Regions from separate parts of the Mus musculus genome. Here region 1 is linked to region 2. Evidence: chromatin loops called from intact Hi-C (ENCODE). Cell type or tissue: heart. All regions are shown on one strand. Links, peaks and the distances in the headings refer to the core of each region. The heading gives the core; the rest is flanking DNA. Region 1 overlaps Gm5544 (predicted gene 5544). Region 2 overlaps Notch2 (notch 2).

Evidence for each region. A loop is a pair of places that touch in the nucleus more often than their neighbours do. Peaks named below come from ENCODE experiments on the same cell type or tissue, not always from the same donor. Only the 100,000 strongest peaks of a DNase experiment are listed, where the experiment ranks them.
Region 1: it touches region 2 in a loop (1.9-fold over the local background); 2 of 42 quality-filtered maps call a loop at or near these places.

The regions. Positions count from the first base shown.
Region 1 is chr3:97,941,262-97,944,170 of GRCm38, forward strand. All of the region lies in intron 1 of Gm5544 (predicted gene 5544), which reads left to right. Among named protein-coding and RNA genes, the nearest start is that of Gm5544, 13 kb to the left of the region's middle. RefSeq lists an enhancer at 650-1,626. In heart, for the core only: a CTCF peak has its summit at 1,426 (motif pointing left); DNase peaks (open chromatin) are centred at 1,110 and 1,500; H3K4me3 peaks cover 848 bases; H3K27ac peaks cover 1,089 bases; H3K27me3 peaks cover 279 bases.
Region 2 is chr3:98,097,804-98,100,712 of GRCm38, forward strand. Notch2 (notch 2) reads left to right here. Exons shown (of 34, transcript NM_010928.2): 6 at 293-526; 7 at 1,621-1,776; 8 at 2,397-2,585. Among named protein-coding and RNA genes, the nearest start is that of Adam30, 61 kb to the right of the region's middle. In heart, for the core only: a CTCF peak has its summit at 1,673 (motif pointing right); no DNase peak of the experiment used is centred there.

The sequences.
Region 1 (2,909 bases), core at 140-2,639, 160 kb before region 2:
TGCGCTTTCTGATGTGTGTTAAATGACTGTAACTACACTATTAAAAATCTGGAAAATGACGCCTTGGTTTTGAAAGTTGGAAGGTATTGACTGTTAAGTGTGATGTGCATAGGAGCTATAGTGTAGAAGAAAATTGGATTCTGGTCCTGATGCTGCATTGTTCTAGTTGGGCACAGCTGGGCAACTGTACCTCTCAACTCCATCACCTACGAAGTAGTCATAACAAGGTCTCCCTCACAGAACTGTTGTAAAGATGAGGTGAGGAATATATGCAACTGCCTGGCACACAGTAGGCACAGTGTGAGCCTCAGGCTTCTCTTCTGAACATCCATCGGGGAAAACTGCAGAACTGGAGATAAGTGAGGGCCCCAAATACAGGGGTTGTGCATTTTGTGGTTTACCGTTTAGTCCTCAAGTCCTCCCTAAGCACAGTTTACAGTGGAGATCAGACAAAGGCGACCTGAGTGCTGGTTCACCTTTGACACAAGCTCTCCGACAGTAAGTCCTCACCTCTCTGGCCTCTTTCCATGTTATTAAAATTAAGAGGTTGTGTTGAGTGACTTTCAGTCCATTAAGACTCAAGATGCAATAATTCAAAAGGGCAAGGCAACCCACCTTAGTCTAGCAATCTACACCCTACCATAGTCTAGCCTTCCCTAGACATGCAGACCAGATGTTTCTAATCTTAGACATAAAAGACTCCATTCTTTGGTATCTGAGGTCCAAAAGAAACTAGAGAATTTTTTAAAAGCATACAGCAAAGGAACTTTCTTTTTTTCCCTCATTTCTACATAGCTGCACAGATGGTGTTCAACTTAAGTCAGAAAAGAAAAGCATATATTACACACACACCTTTGGGTTGGGATTTACCATGTGAATCTATATCCCTGAAGGAAAGTGTTTTGTGTTAAGCCAAGAAGTGGATGCCAGCAATTCTCAACTACAGCCCAGCGCCAGCCCAGGCACCCGCAGGACGCGGCCGGGAGCCAGAGCCCGGTGGAGAGTGGCCGGGAGGGCTATGGCTAACGTCTCCCTTCCCGTGGAAAGTTGCCTGGCCTTCCACAGTGCCTCACCAAGGCAGAGGGGTAAGATGGTCTGCTCTACAGGCGCATGGCTGCAGTCAGCAGGTTAGCAGCCCTGTCTGTGTTTCTCTGGGTGGGGGAGGGGTGTCAGCTGCCCAGGACTCCCTCCAGCAACTGACCACAAAGCTTTTCAAATGCCCCGTTGGCAAGGCCCCTGACTTTACTCAGCTGAAAACTGAGGACCTCATCTGGGAAGGGTCAGTTTAAAAAAATGACAGCATTGCCCAAAGTAAACAAAGGGAACAACCACAACAAAATCCTTCTCAGCAGCGTTTCTTTACAATTCCCAGCCCAGCCCACGGGGGCTCGGGCTCAAGTCCCCACCCACTGCCTCTGATGCCCCCATGAGGCCATGTCTGAGTAAGCTTAGCTGACCTGAGGAGCGCAGCTTGTGAGCACGCCCTCCCTGCCCTCTCCCCTGAGTGCAGAGCTGCTGAAATTGGAGTTTAAGGCTGCAGGCACGGAGACTGGCTCGTTCATCAAGATCACTGAACACAGCATAAGAGATAAGTCACCGCTGCTTACTGAGGTGGATCCGGAGGAAGTCGGGGGCCTGAACTGGTCTTTTTCTTCCGGATCCACTCAGCACTGAGGTCACCTCACACTGTTCCAAAGAACTATGAAATAAGGGACTTAATTTTGAGGTTCTCTGTCCTTTTTCTTTTTTGTCGAGACAGAGTCTCTCCTGGAACTCACTATGTAGACCAGTCTGGCCTCGAACTCACAGACATCTGCCTGCCTCTGCCTCCCAAATGTTGGGATTAAAGGAGTGCACTCCCATGCCTGACACTTTATCCTTTTTGAAAGTTTTCTTTCTTTTATTATTTCTTTTATGTGTGTTTTGCCTGCATATATGTCTGTGTACCACATGTGAGCATTATATCCAGGGAGGCCGGGAGAGAGTTTATAATCCCCCAAGACTGGAAGCAGAGATGATTTGGGTGCTGGGAATTGAACCACAGTCCTCTGCGAGAGCAGACAGTGCTCTTAACTTCGGAGCCATGTCTCAGTTCCCATCTGTCCTCTTCTTGATTCTAAGCGAATCTTCCTCTGTTGATCTTGAAGCCTGCCTAGAAAACAATTTTTGAATTTAGACTTGAGCAAGAGGCCTAAGGCTTCCACTTTGTGTGCCTTGTTCACACGATGCATTCAGGTTACTCAAAGCTTCTTTCGAGCATTCTGAGGTCTGCTGCTGAGTGAAGGAGAAATGGGCTTCAGAGTCCAGAAGACCCTGGGATTCTGTCACTACACTAGCTGTGTAGATTAATACACACAAAGTATCTACTCTAAGACTTAGCTTCCTGCAAAATGAATGGGACCATAGTATCTGTTTTAGTTAAAGTTACAACGGCTGTGATGGAACACTGACCAAAGCAACCTGGGGAGGAAAGGCTTTATTCATCTCACTCATCCTCATCGCTGTTTATCATTGAAGGAAGTCAGGACAGGGACTCAAACAGGGTAGAACCCTGGAGGCAGGAGCTGATGCAGAGGCCTTCGAGGGGTGCTGGTTACTGGCTTGTTCCTCTTGGCTTGCTAAGCCTGCTTTCTTATAGAACCCAGGATCATTTGCCTAGGGATGGCCCCCCTCAGGATGGGCTGGGCCCTCCCCCATAGATCACTAATTAAGAAAATGCCTTACAGACTCACGGGAGACATTCTTTTTCAATTGAGTTTCCTCCTTTCTGAAGACTCTAGCTGTGTCATAAAAACCAGCCAGTGCAGTATCTTCATTATAATATCATGGTAGGGAGGAAGGTGCTCCTGGCGTGTGCCATGGCTTGTGACAGGTCACTCCAGCTTCCCCAACCCCCAGCCCTCAGACCC
Region 2 (2,909 bases), core at 152-2,651:
CAGCCTCTCTAGCCCTACTTTTCTATTTCTTGGCCCAAGAAATTGGCTAAGACAAGGCACCTACAGAGTTTGGCTAGTTGGATAGGTTTTCATGTTGCCAGAGCTTCGAGAAAGGCCATTTCTGTTCTGATAAGTGTTATTTGGATAACTCAGGGTCACCTTAAATTTCATAAGAGGACACAGATTGCTGTAGGTACCATTTACATCAGGCTCAGGCAGCTCAGTGAAGGGCTGTTAGGGTGCCAGTCATTTATGACCTAAGGGTCCTAACCCAGCATCTTTCCCCCCACAGGGCAGTTCTGCACAGAAGATGTGGACGAGTGTCTGTTGCAGCCCAACGCTTGTCAGAATGGAGGCACCTGCACCAACCGAAACGGAGGCTATGGCTGCGTGTGTGTGAACGGCTGGAGCGGAGATGACTGCAGCGAGAATATCGATGACTGTGCCTATGCTTCCTGCACGCCAGGGTCCACCTGCATTGACCGCGTGGCCTCCTTCTCCTGCCTGTGTCCGGAGGGAAAGGCGGGTAAGACCAACAGCACAGCTGAGCTAGAGGTGGCGGAGGCCGGAGTGTGCACACTCTGGCCTTCTCTTCCCTGTGGCACCTCTGAGGACCATTCTGGAATGCAGTCTGGTAGTAAAGGGCAGTCATCTTCCCTAGACATTCTGTTCCAGTAGAATTCCCCAAGACTCTGGCCGGAGAAATCCAGACTAGATGGCCAATCCGTGGACTCAGGGAGACAGTTTAAATGAAATACCCATTTATTCAGAAGAGTGTGCCTCTAGGAGTCTCTTAGGAAGAACTCTTTAGAGGGCACAGGTCACCTTGTTTTCTGGACAGCATCTAGTTTTAGGAGTGGCGGAGCACTGCAGGCAAACCCACTAGAAGAAGATAGCTCAGTCAAGAAACCTGTACCTGGCAGTCTTGAGACATCCTTGTGTTTCTGCCTTTCCCAAAGCCACACCTCTAGCTTTGTGGAAGAAGTCTTGGCCAATTGCAGACTGGAAAATCCGGTTCCCACCAGAACTCTGCAGAGCAGGGAGCCTGATGCCTCCCTGCTTGGCTTCCTCATGCCTGGGCACTTGGCAGGTCCCCACCCCCCTCCCCCTGGCACCTGATCCAGGAATGTGCTGATGTGATTCCTTGGGTGCTGGAGAACAGACAGGTGGTGCTCAGCTCTGAGGCTCGTGAGATGCCAGCGAGCCGTGCTCACTAGGGAGTGTGACACTGGAGAAGGAAGATGCTGGGTCAAACTCTGGAAGCACGGAGTATTTGACACATACTTACATGAACACTTACCAGAAATCCAGATTTAACTGGACACCTGCAATTTTTGTTTGCTAATGCTGGTACTCTCCACAGGATAGCTCCATTTTCCCGTGTTCCTCCACAAATACATGCCCGGCCCTGAGAGCTCTGGCCCAGAGTGCTCACCTATGCCCAGGTTGTCAGCGGCAGCTGAGGGCTGTGGCATGTCCCTAGTGTAGAATCAGGTGAAGGCAATGTTGCCTCTGGGTCTTAATTGGTTTGTTTGGTTCTGCTTTTGACAAGAAAAAGCATTTCTCTAAGAGAGATTTTGTGTGTGTGTGTGTGTTTTCTCTCGCTCTACCCTGAGACAGGTCTCCTGTGCCATCTGGATGATGCCTGTATCAGCAACCCTTGTCACAAGGGGGCGCTGTGTGACACCAACCCCCTGAACGGGCAGTACATTTGCACCTGCCCACAGGGCTACAAGGGCGCTGACTGCACAGAAGACGTGGATGAGTGTGCTATGGGTGAGTGTCTGGCATCTCTTCTAGACTTGGAGGTGTGTCGTGTCGGCTCAGAAAGTGCTGCAGCGGGAGTGTTCTGTACGTTAGCGACTGCTACACCCAAACCTGAATTTCTGTTTCCTGTTCTACACACGTAATTTACAATCAACCTTTACTGTACATGCATTCTGGGAATTCAGTGCAACGGCAAGTCTAGACTTGATTATTAATAGACGCTCCTGAGCTGGGATGATGGCTCAGCTGTTAATTATGTACTACGTTTGTAGAGGATCCAAGTTCAATTCCTAGCACCCACATCAGGCAGCTCACAATTCCGTGCAACTCCAGCTCCAGGGAATATGACCTCATTTTCTGGTTTCAGACATATATACATGCACATAGCTAAAAATAAATAAATAAAATGAATATAAAGTCCTACCTCAGTAAGAGTTTAAAAAAACAGCACACATTTGGAGACCACTCTTGTCATTTCTTCTTATAAGTTAACAAATAAACCTGAAAACAGAGTGATCTTGTTTAAAGTGGGGCCTTGGGTTGTAGATTCCTGACTGCCCTGTGTTATCTGTCTTTGTGGGAACTCTGGCAAGCGCTCGGTCCTGGTAACTGGTTCTTATGTGTTACAGCCAACAGTAACCCTTGTGAGCATGCAGGAAAGTGTGTGAATACAGATGGCGCCTTCCACTGTGAGTGTCTGAAGGGCTACGCAGGGCCTCGCTGTGAGATGGACATCAACGAGTGTCATTCAGACCCCTGCCAGAACGACGCCACCTGCCTGGATAAGATCGGAGGCTTCACCTGTCTGTGCATGCCAGGTAAGGAGGGCTGGTCAGCTGCTGACAGGACTCACTGACTCCATGCACTGAGCCAGCGCGGGGTTCCCCAGCTGACTAAGAGAGCTGAGCCCGGGACCCCTGCAAGCCCCATGATTGCAGAGAAAGTAGGAGACAACTGGGGTGGTCAGAGCAGAGCAGACCAAGTCAGACAGGAGCTCCACCTCAGGCTCCAGCTTCACACAGTGGGAAGCCTCCGGAGCCGTTTCCCACCGGAACCCTCTAAACATGGAGTGTCCTGATGCTCTGAAGGATCCCGTGTGCCATCCCATCTCACTTACAGAGCTAGTCGTTAGCCACACTTAA